2 separate regions of the Homo sapiens genome follow, and region 2 is linked to region 1. Evidence: chromatin contacts called from ENCODE Hi-C or POLR2A ChIA-PET data. All regions are on one chromosome and are shown on one strand. The core of a region is the stretch at or near the end of the contact, and the rest is flanking DNA. Distances in the headings are between cores, read along the strand shown. Region 1 overlaps LOC105378146 (a long non-coding RNA gene). Region 2 has its middle 33 kb from the start of LINC00242.

The links. A loop is a pair of places that touch in the nucleus more often than their neighbours do. ChIA-PET counts read pairs that join two places held with the same protein, here RNA polymerase II (POLR2A). Pooled maps may share reads with other maps.
Region 2: a loop to region 1 is called in a pooled map, with 1.9 times the contacts of the local background. The contact joins two enhancer-like sites. A Hi-C loop is called at or near these places in 2 of 168 maps with a recorded cell type or tissue (MCF 10A and mammary epithelial cell), 1 of 37 single-sample maps with no recorded cell type and 9 of 50 pooled maps. POLR2A ChIA-PET finds 5 or more read pairs at or near these places in 1 of 52 experiments (WTC11).

Annotation. Positions count from the first base shown.
Region 1 is chr6:168,946,705-168,952,187 of GRCh38, reverse strand. All of the region lies in intron 3 of LOC105378146 (a long non-coding RNA gene), which reads left to right. Among named protein-coding and RNA genes, the nearest start is that of LINC01615, 210 kb to the left of the region's middle. RefSeq lists an enhancer at 1,213-1,717. Within about 2 kb of position 1,481, at least 3 of the 41 ENCODE cell types and tissues checked have a DNase peak (open chromatin) inside an H3K27ac peak, as active enhancers do.
Region 2 is chr6:169,829,248-169,834,320 of GRCh38, reverse strand. No RefSeq gene overlaps it. Among named protein-coding and RNA genes, the nearest start is that of LINC00242, 33 kb to the right of the region's middle. Within about 2 kb of position 2,205, at least 3 of the 41 ENCODE cell types and tissues checked have a DNase peak (open chromatin) inside an H3K27ac peak, as active enhancers do.

The DNA of each region.
Region 1 (5,483 bases), core at 232-2,731:
AACTGCAGTGTAAACTCTTTATCAAGGGAACAAGGAACATTTACCAAAACAGACTGGACCATAAAACACATCTCAACAAATTAAAAATAAAAAGATAAGTAAAATCACACAAATTATGTTTTCCTGCACAACACAATCACACTGTAACACAACAGAAAGATGACTGAAATAATCACACAAAACACTTCCACGCTGTTACGCATAGGAGCACGATGGATGTTGAAAATGTTTTGAATTGAAAAATAATAAAAAGTGTCGTATCAAAACATGAGGGACGAAGCTAGAGCAGTGCTTAGAGAAAATTGTATAGCTTCAGTTGCATATATTTAATAGGAAGAGTTTTGGAGTAAAGGCTCAGAGCTTCTGCCCCCCGAAACTAGGAAAAGAACTGCAAATTAAACCCAAAGATATAAGGAAGGAAATTATAAACTAAGTTGGAAAACTAAGAATTTTCTGATTTGAGCAGGTGATCGTTTGATTTTTCATTGCTCCAATTAAAAAGCAACCAAAATTCTTTTTTAATAGTTCTAATTAAAAAGCAGCCCAAACTGTTTTTAACTCACACACTTACATGTTCCAGCCATCGTGTTGAGCTTGCAAGAAATATCAAGCACAGTCTATCTGAGGAGTCAAAACGAACCCATTAAACCTTCAATAACAGCACAAGAGAGTAAGGGATACAAGAGTTTCCACAAGGCGACTTTAAAGAAAACGATAAATCCTGTTGTGAACCATCCGACATTGCAGAGGGGGTGTGTGAGCACAGCTGGGCTGGTGAGGGGCGGCTCCCGCCTTGCTTTGCCGGGGCTGCTCTTGGGACACTGAGCGGGTCTGGCTGTGCTGCCATCTGTCCTGTCGGGAACAGGTCTGACACGTCCACCCAAGAACTGTTGGCTTCTTGTCTATTTTTAAAAGCTAAAGCAATTTCTTTGATCTTCCTACCACCACAGCCCTGCTTCGGGATGGGAAAGGTAAAAGTTGCTCTCCCCACTGTAAAGACGAAGAAAGTGGGATGTGGAAAGGTGATAACCCTGCACACAGCACAGTCAGAGTCAAGACTCAGGACAATCTCCCACCCTGCTCCTGTCCCCTTATAGCAATGGTACTTGGAGCTCAGAAGGAGGAGAGGAAGCTGCGGCTTGGAGACCGTTCAGAGGCAGCCGTGGAAAATCCCGGCTTGAGCTGGACTGGGCAGCTGGCGAGTGCCGGGGCAGAAAAGCGCGCAGGCCGGGCCAGTGGGGGAGCACACGCAGCTGCACACAGGACAGAAGGCCCACGCATCTCAAGATGCGCACATGCATTCGGTTTCTTCCTGCATAAAGTCACTGACTAGGTAAATCTGCCATGTTTAGTCATCACCAGCTGCATCAGTGCTGCAGAGTTTGGCCTACATATGCGTTCTATCACCCAGGAGACTTGGATAGAGATGCTGGCTCCGTCGTGGCAACTTCACACTGCAGGATTGAAATCACAGGGGTTCTTCACAGAAGGGTGCAGGGGTCTGGGTGTGAGCAAGGCTGAGAGGCCAGAGCCACGGCCTCCAGGGCTGCACAGCCTGTGCAACTCACTCTGGCCATTTGTGCTTAGGCCAGCAATAACCTCCCTCGGCAGAGGGACATCAATCTTGTTTTAATATGCCATGAATCTTTTGTTATTCCTGACTGTTGACTAGACATAGATTATTGCCATATTATATGCCATATTGCAAATAACAATAAATAACCAGGCTCTATCACTGTGGTGAAATGCAAATCCTAGATTTAAAACTGTTTTTCAACATAAAGTCATGGGAATGGAAGTTCAAGCGCCAAAACAAAGTTATATAACAGGAATAATAAATTAAAGATGTCAAGCAGCAGATGCGGAGAGAGAAAGCACACACACTCACTTACGCCTGCTGGAGCCACAAAAGCTAAGGCCGCTGCCACAGTTTATTTGAAATGTATAAGCACGTATAACTCCCAAACCTGGCAAATCACTGCTTAGGCATTTTGACAAGCATTTAGATAAACAGAAAGAATTAGCTGTTGTAGTTCATTTTTTTAATAACTGGCTCAACAAACAAAAGAAAAATACTGAAAGTTTCACAGCTGAGGCTGCAGGAATTAGGGCAGTAACAGTGCTCACAATTGTCAGGTTCTGTGACTCAGAGGAATCATAACACTGAAAGCAATCCATGGACTAAGTGCCAAGAAATATGCAGTAACTTTCACTGCTCCTTTGCTCTAATACATACATCTCATAGCTGCTTTGAAGGGATGTATTCCTTATTTTCATGTTTCATGAAATTTTATAATTGTTAAAGTTTTCTAATCCCTGCCCTGACATTACTGGCTGTTTGATCTTGGGCAATTTAGTTCCTTTCTCAAAGCCTCTCTTTGCTGATTTCTAAGATGAAATAATAGTGTCCACCTTATAAAAATACCATGAGCATTTATAGAAACGATGCATTTAACACCATCTCGGTATGGGGCTTTCCAGTTAGAAGATCTTTACCAATTCAGCTTTTATTGTTTACAGTTTATGGTGTCATGTATGATCTGCTTTCTTCGTTAGCTACTCACTTTTGTTAAGTTATAAATTACGCTTTTCTATGTGACGTAAGCCAGGATAAAGGGAACCCAGAGCATTGCGGTGGGAAGTGGATATATTCTAACTTTAAAGAAAATGACCAGACTTGGGAGTGAGGGTGTGATCTGGTGTGGGGTCCTGATTAGGAAAAGGAGCCAGGCTAGGGGGAGCAGGGAAAGCAAAAAGACAAAGCAGATAAACTACAAATCTGCCTTTCTTCATGGTCCAGGACACACAGCCCTCCTGCGCAAATAGCCCATCTAACACACAATCTCCCTATGCCTGACTTACCAGCAGACACCTCAGCTGACAGAAAAATGCAGGTTCGCTCACTGCAATCTTAGTGTTACCAGTACTGCACGTATTCCTCTCCAGCACAAGCACCATCCTGTAAAATACCCAGCAAGCTTTTGTCTCCTGGAACTCAGCTCCTTTCTTGCTGATCTACCCATTGCATCCTTGCAACATATTTTCATACTTTCTTTAACAAATCCACCTTCCTTTACCTTGTAGGTAAAGGTAAACTGCCTTTGTAAATCCCTTTACTGTATGCACCACTGCCCCCAGTTAGTCACTACCCACAACACTCGATCCTTCTGTTTAGGAAGCCTGGAGAGTGATGCACATGGATATCTGGAAGCACATTCTAGGTAGAAATGATGGCAACTTCAAATTCATGCTTGTTGTTAAAGTGATAGGAAGGAGGACCACCTGGCCAGGCCACGAAAACAACAACAGGCAGGTGCATAGCAAGAAAATAAGTGCCCTAGCAGGAAGCAGATGGCACATTCAAAAGAGAAGTATGGAGGTGTGATCAGTTAAGCAAACCATTCCAAACCCTTGGCCTGAAGCAAGGCGAGGTATAACCATGGAGCCCCGCAAGAGCCTGCCTGGGCTGTAGGGAGCCCACTGGACAGGATCTGTGGACACAAAGAAGAGCAACCCTTGCCAACACCTGGCCGAGGAGAAGGGAGAAAGAGAGACTTCCCCAGCTTCACCCTTCTCCCACATCCTGACTTCCTCCTGGTGTTTCCAGTTCTAAAGCCAGCTGAAAACGGAAAGCAAGGAGCCTGCACCTAAAGGTCATGAGGTTCAGCCTCCTGGCACGTAGCAGTGGGGAAGAACGGAGAGCTCTCTGAGACTGGCGGACAGGACACGGCCAGCATTAGATAGAGAAGGAGAGGTTGTGGGATGTATTACACGAGATCTTGAAAACCCTGCAAGAGATTTCACCCTGATGGAGTGGGAAGCCGTAGGAGACACAGTCAGGAGAGGGACTGCATCCGACTCAGACTTAACAAGGTCCTTCTGGCTGATGTGTTGAAAAGGGCAGAAGAGAGAAACCGGTGAAGCAGGATCATATTAGGAGGCTGCTACCATCATCAAATGAGAGGGACAACAGCCTAAGAAGATGGCTAGCTGGAATAATGCAAAGGAGAGGTTAGATTCTTGATATGCTCTGACGGTAGCACCAACTGGACTTGCCAATGATTGGATCTGAGTAATGAGATAAGGAGAGGCATCAAAAGGCGACTCCAGGATCTCTGACTGGAGTGGCTGGAAGGGAGAAGTCATCACTAACAAATGTGAGGGATCTGCAGGAGGAACTAGCGTGCAGGGAAGATGGAAAGTGGTTTGGACATGTTGAGTTTGAGGTGTTCACGTAGCAAAATAGAGACTTTAATGAAGCAAGCTGATACAAGCCTGAAGTTCAAGAAAGAGGTTAAGTCTCAATATATTAATTTAGGAATACTCAGCAAGACAGAACCTAGATTCCTACAGTCACAGAGCACATATGCATATGTGTAAGTGTGTATGCCCAGCACAACGTCAGCTCTACATAAATCTTTGATATTATTTTTATTCTTAATTCTTCTTCTTTCCCTTCAGTACACTCAATTAGGATTTATACACTATTTTTTGTTTTGCTAAAATAAACCCTGACATTCTGTGAGACTATAGCTTTAGCAGAATTTCTGACCTGTTCAAGCTGATATAGACCTGTTTCTTCCTGCTCACACCAATAACTATGACTAGAAACTCTGAAAATACTGCAAGAAACAACCAAAGGAGAACTCTGAATGGTGGCTGGATAAAGGTGAAAATGGTTTGGTACCTAAGGACTAAAAAAGAGGAAAACATGAGCACAGTGGCAGGGCATCTGATATACCCCTACCCATACAAGAAGGAGACCCAGAGGCGTCATTTCCAGACCCTCAACCAATGGCAGAACCAAGCCCAGGTAGATGTGCAAGTGATAAACATCATTATTACAAACATTTTCTCAGGCTGTTATCTTTTTATCTTGGATGCTTTTCCTTAGAGATGCTTTACAATGGAATGTTGTTCTAATCTGTGGATCACTGACTTTCCATGCCGTGGTGGTTTTGAAAACTTTAGTCGTATTTAGACATGCTTTTCTCATTGCACAGATTAGCTGAGTTAATGTGTGCACAACTAACGGGGGAAGGACGATTCGAGCTGAATCCCACAGCGCAACACACACCTGTAGGTAATGAAAACAAAGAAAAAACATCTTGAAATTGGCCAGAAAGAAACCCATTACCTATAGGTGAACAGCAGTTAAAATATAAAGGATTTATCACCTGAAATAATGAAAGCCAGAAAGAAGCAGCCCAATATTTTTTTCTTGTTTTTCCCATACCATTTAACTGCTGAATGAAAAGAACTTTCAACTCCAAATAAAGACATACTCAGATGAAAGAAAAGTAGAAAGAAAATTGTTGCTCGCAGAAACAGAGATAAGCCCTAATATATCAATAATTATATAAAATGAAAATGGCCTAAATACATCAATCAAAATACACAGATTGGCAGAGTAAATAAAGAAAATACCACTCACCTATATGCACCTTATTAGAAACTCACTTCACATTCAATTATATGGCTCG
Region 2 (5,073 bases), core at 956-3,455, 880 kb before region 1:
TGTTTGGATTTAAGTATGTCATTTCATGATTTGTTTTCTGATTGTGTCTTACATTTTTTTAATCAATTTCCCCTTTTATATCTCCATTTGGATTCTTAGAATAGTTTTAATATTCCATGTTAAGGGTCTATTGGGGTCTGGTTTATATCTCTTTGCACAGCTGTGTGGGTGTGTGGTTCACGTACGAATTACAATTTACACAATTAACTTTTCACAGTCTACTGAGGATAACATTTTGCTGTTTCATGTGGACTACAGAAGCCACTTCCACAGCGGCCTCCATGCCCTCCGCTGGCCCCGTGCCCTCCCCTCTGTGTGGACCTCTGCGTTAGCTGAAAAGACCAGTGTTATGGATGCTGCCTTCATTCCTCATACACACCGAGAAAAAGGCCTATTTTATTCACCCAGACATTTATCATTTCTGTCACTTTCCCTTCATTCCTGAAGTTCCAGATTATCCTTACTGTTTCTCTCTGCTTGAAGTTTCTGTGGCGCTTCTTTTATCACAGGTAAATTGGAAATAAATTCTTAGTTTGTCTTCATCTGAGACTGTCTGTATTTCACATTCATTGCTGAAAGACACTTTTGCTGGATATAAGGTTCAAGGTGCGTAGCTCTTTTCCTCCATGCTCTGGGCCTGCTGTGCCACTTTGAGGACTCCAGGGCTCCTCCTGAAGGTGAATCCACGCTCCTTTGGATTTTTGCTCCCTGTGCGTCACGTGCTGATTCCTCTGGCTGACTTTAAGATTTCTTCGTGTTTGGTTTTCAGCTGTTTTATTATGCTGTGTCTGGGTGAGGGACTTCTTTAAGTTTATCATCTTTGGGTGGCAGAATAAATTTCATAAGCAGCCTACTCATACTCTCTCAGATGAGTCATCACAATGTCTAATTGGCTAAAGGAAACTCTAGAGTCTTGAAGGAGTTACTATTTTCCCCCAAAATTAACTTAGAAGATCGAGAGTAATAAACCATTCTTACACATATATAGGTGCACTAGAAATAAAAAGAAAAAAAGAAATGTTTCTCTCTATTATTTTCGAGTAGGAAAAAAATGACAGCCTACATTTTAAGTCTGGGCCTTACATATTATTTCTGTGTACGGTGAAAGTGGAGGAAAAGGCCTTCTGTGTGATAATTACGGACAAGGTGCTTCTGGGGGGCTCACAGAACACAACAGTTAACAAGCGGGTGTCTTCACCAATCGTCATTACAGCTAATGTAGGCTGAGCAGTTCTTACACGGCAGGTGCTACACCCACCTCTTTACATGCACCCTCTCGTGTTATCCTTGGAACAACCTTGTGACCTTAAACATTATTAACCCCAATTTGCAGGTGAAATTGAGGCATAAGTAACTTTCCCAAGAACATACAACCAACAGATCCAAGAAGTCCATGTTCTTAAATCCCGACATGAACTCCTGTCACATCCTGAGAAGGCACTCATGCTGAGCAAGTTAAAGGAATCATCTCACCCTACCCACACATTAGCCAGGGGGGCCATTTCCTGTTTCATTTCCTATCAGTGTGTGTCTGTTCTTATTTGGAAAAGTAAAGGAGGCTTGGCTTAAACCAATCTATCCTTGAAGCCACATTTTAGAAGGGTAAATATTGCTTCTCATGTCACATGTTTGATCATGCTTCTAAACTAGCTGGGCAACCAGAGGCGCTGCCTCGGATCTGTGCTGCTCAAGGACACAGCTCTCCCTGTGGCTCTGGGTTCTGTCCCAATTCTCTCCCTCTGCTGCTCTTAAAAAGCCCTTATCCATTAGAGACACAGTAGTTACATAAAATTATATCTTTTGGGATGGCCAGAAAATACTCCAATCCAAAGAGAAAGAGAGATAGAGAGTGGGGACAGGCAGAAACTGATTAAACAAGTTGAGTCGTGAGTCAATAATTATTAGTCATAAGCCACTTAATTATTAATCAGGTGGTACTTGGTACATGGGAGTTCATTACACAGTCCTTTCTACATTTGTATGTACTCTTTAAACATCAAAATAAAAAGTTAAATTTTAAAACACAAATAGAAAACTAGTGTGTGTATAGATGTGTGTATCCATGTATATACCTGTGTGTATAAATCTGGTTTCTGCACTTACTGTTCTACTGAAATGAGTGGCTCTACGACGGCCCCGAATTTCCGAATCCTTGGGTCTGTTTTTAGACTTCTTCGCAACCAGTCGGCGGTGGACTCTGCTGATCTCTTCATTTATATGAACTGGCAACTCGCTGCCCTCTCACAGCTTTTGCGAGCTCCTTAATTTCTGCCGTGTTCTTGGTTTATTTGGAGTCAGGTTTCCTCTCCCCCATTTCTCACACGTTTTCCCTGAAGATGCTCTTCCGCTCACACGGCATCTACTGTTACCAAGTCTGAGGGAATTCCTGTTCTAAATCCCTTTTCAAAGCAGCAAATTGTGCTCTGAGGCAGCTCCTGTCCCTGGAGCAAAGGCTCTGGTCACTAAGGAGCGTTCTCGCGCACGTGAACAGCGCCCCCTGCCGTGGTGTGGAGATATTGCGTCATGGAGACCCTCCCTGCGCAGCTGCCGGCAGGACCCGAGTCTGTCCCCTACCTGGGAGACCTCTTGGCAACCAGGCAGTTTGCGGGGGTTGCTTCCTTGGCCCTTTCCACTCATCGGTGTTGAAGGGTTAGAGCAAACCAGCCGCCCTCAGCCACCAGCTCCCAGCAGATGAAGTCAGGGGTGTGAGAAGACGCTTCCTCATCCTTCTGTGACTCGAGGTATCTCTGCCCTTTGGGAAGCAAGAAGAACAGCAGCCGTTTCTGCCAGTGTCCTCATACAGCTATGGCTTCAGCAAGCCACGCGTGGTCATCTGTCAGGGTCTGGGAAGAGAAAGAAGCCACGGAAGCTACCAGAACAGATAATTCCCATGAGGGACTTGATGTAGGGAATCCGTAGGTAGAAGGTCCTTAACTGGGGGCCAGAGAGGAAGCTGCTGCCTCCCCAAGCTTGGAGGAAGAAAAGGAAGAGACGGACTTGTTCTCATTTTGACTCTTGAAGAAGGGACACATGGCCTGAAGAGGAGGCCCCAGCTGCTGTGAGGGTCTCGGAGGGAAAATTGCAAATGGGGTTTGGGAGCCACTGTGCAAAGTGAGTGAGCAGCCTTGCAGCTGTGGAGCATTGCAGGGATGCAGAGCCCGGCTGTGGCACTGAGAAGGCCGCAGGTGTCAGCGCCGGGCCCCTCCTCCTCCCGAGGGTGGGCAGGGCTGCGCTGCTGGAGGATGAACACCTGAGGGCTGGGCTGCTGCAGGATGCACTGCTCAGGTCACTCACTAGCGGGAGGGAGAATTTTAGGACTGACTAAAGTCTCCGGACACATCCTTGGCAAACACAGGGAAGATACGTGGTTAATGCTCCAGGCAGAATGCGCAAGCGTCCCAAATTCCTAGGCTGAAACCTCACCCACAAGGTGACAGTGTTAGGAGGTGGGGCCTTTGGGAGGTGATGAGGTTCGGAGGGTGGAGCCTCATGGTGGGATTAGTGCCCCTACAAAAGAGGCCCCAGGGAGCTGCCTTGTTCCTTCCGCCCCGTGGGGGCACAGCCAGAAGGCTCCATCTGTGAACCAGGAAGTCTGCCCAGACACCCAGACACTGGAGCAGGGATGTGGAAAATGCCAGGCATAGCCAGGTGATGGTGAGTGGCCCTCTGGGGGCCTGAGTCCAGGTGCCTAGGGGGTGGAGAAGGATCAGTCAAGGGAGCTGTGACCTAGGTGGGTGGCCAAGGCCTGTGATGCCACCAGGACTTAATGCTCTGGGCTGAGGATGCCATCGAAGGCACCTGAAACAATTTCTCTATTATAGAGAGAGGTGATCCTGGCCAAGGGACTAATTTAGAAGCAGCCAGTCTAATCTGACTAATGGCCAAGTAAGTGTCCTAAGCACTTGAAAAGCAGGCAAAACAGCAGCAGCAGAGGAAGATGGAGAAAAGTTCAGCCTGGACAGATTTGCCAAGAAGTTTGCAATCAGCAAATTCAGGGGGATTTTTTTTAAACCATAGTTTAAAATTTGTCTTGTTGCAAAATACAGATATACATATTTGAGTTACATGTGGGAGAGAATTGTAAGGTCTTGTGTGTGGTTAGGGCCCCTAAGTGTTTCCCTCTGGCCCTGTGGGCAGTACCCCACAGTTAGGAAGTCCAAGCCAGCAGGCCAGGACCCCCATGCTCACTTCTCTGCTGGCCTCAGTGGTGATGGAGCATTCACCTCTGGAACAGTGTCTCCTCTTGGCTTCCAGGCATCCTCCTGCCCCACCTCTCCCCCAGATGACTCTGTCCAGCCCTGCAGCTGAGGCTCACTCACCAGCCCTTGCTTGGCCCTGGCCCCTCCCCTGTGCTTCCTGCACCTGCATGGGACATGACAAGACACTCAGCTGAAAGCAGCCAACGCCCTCCTGTCCGTACCCCACTGCCCCCTTGTTTTGCCAAGCAAATGGCCTCACTGTCAGTCTACCCAATGTTTCAGGCCCGAACACGGAGTCATCCTCTGTCCCTTGGTTCTCCTCATCCCCCACCTCCAAGTACCCTCTGTGCCATCCTTTCCCCCACGCAGCTGTTCCAGCCCAAGCCACCTCGGCCCTGCCTGGACCACCAGGCTGGTCTGTCCCTGTGGTCTTTGGCTGTGAGCCTTTAAAACACAGTCAGGGGTTTGTTCCTCTACCCGGGCCCTTCACTGGCTTCACTTTGCCCCAGAAATAAACTCCAAAAGCTTTTCCAGGCATGTGTGGTCTGCAGGGGTAGCCCCCAGGTCTCCTTGCCACCCTGAAGTCTGAGACCTCACCTGGGCTCAGGGCTCCTTGGCTAGGGCCTGGCCACAATTCTCCAAGGGGCGCTCAGGTGGCCCCAGGGCCTTTGCACTTTTTATTCCCCCATTTCCTCCCTCCTTTAATTTCAATTTCAACCCAAAGACAGCTCAGAGGTGCCTTCCCCTAAGCCCCACCCTCACCCCCATCAGGGTGAGCACCCTCCCTGTGTCGCCCCCACCAGGGTGAGCACCCTCCCTGTGTCGCCCCCACCAGGGTGAGCACCCTCCCTGTGTCGCCCCCACCAGGGTGAGC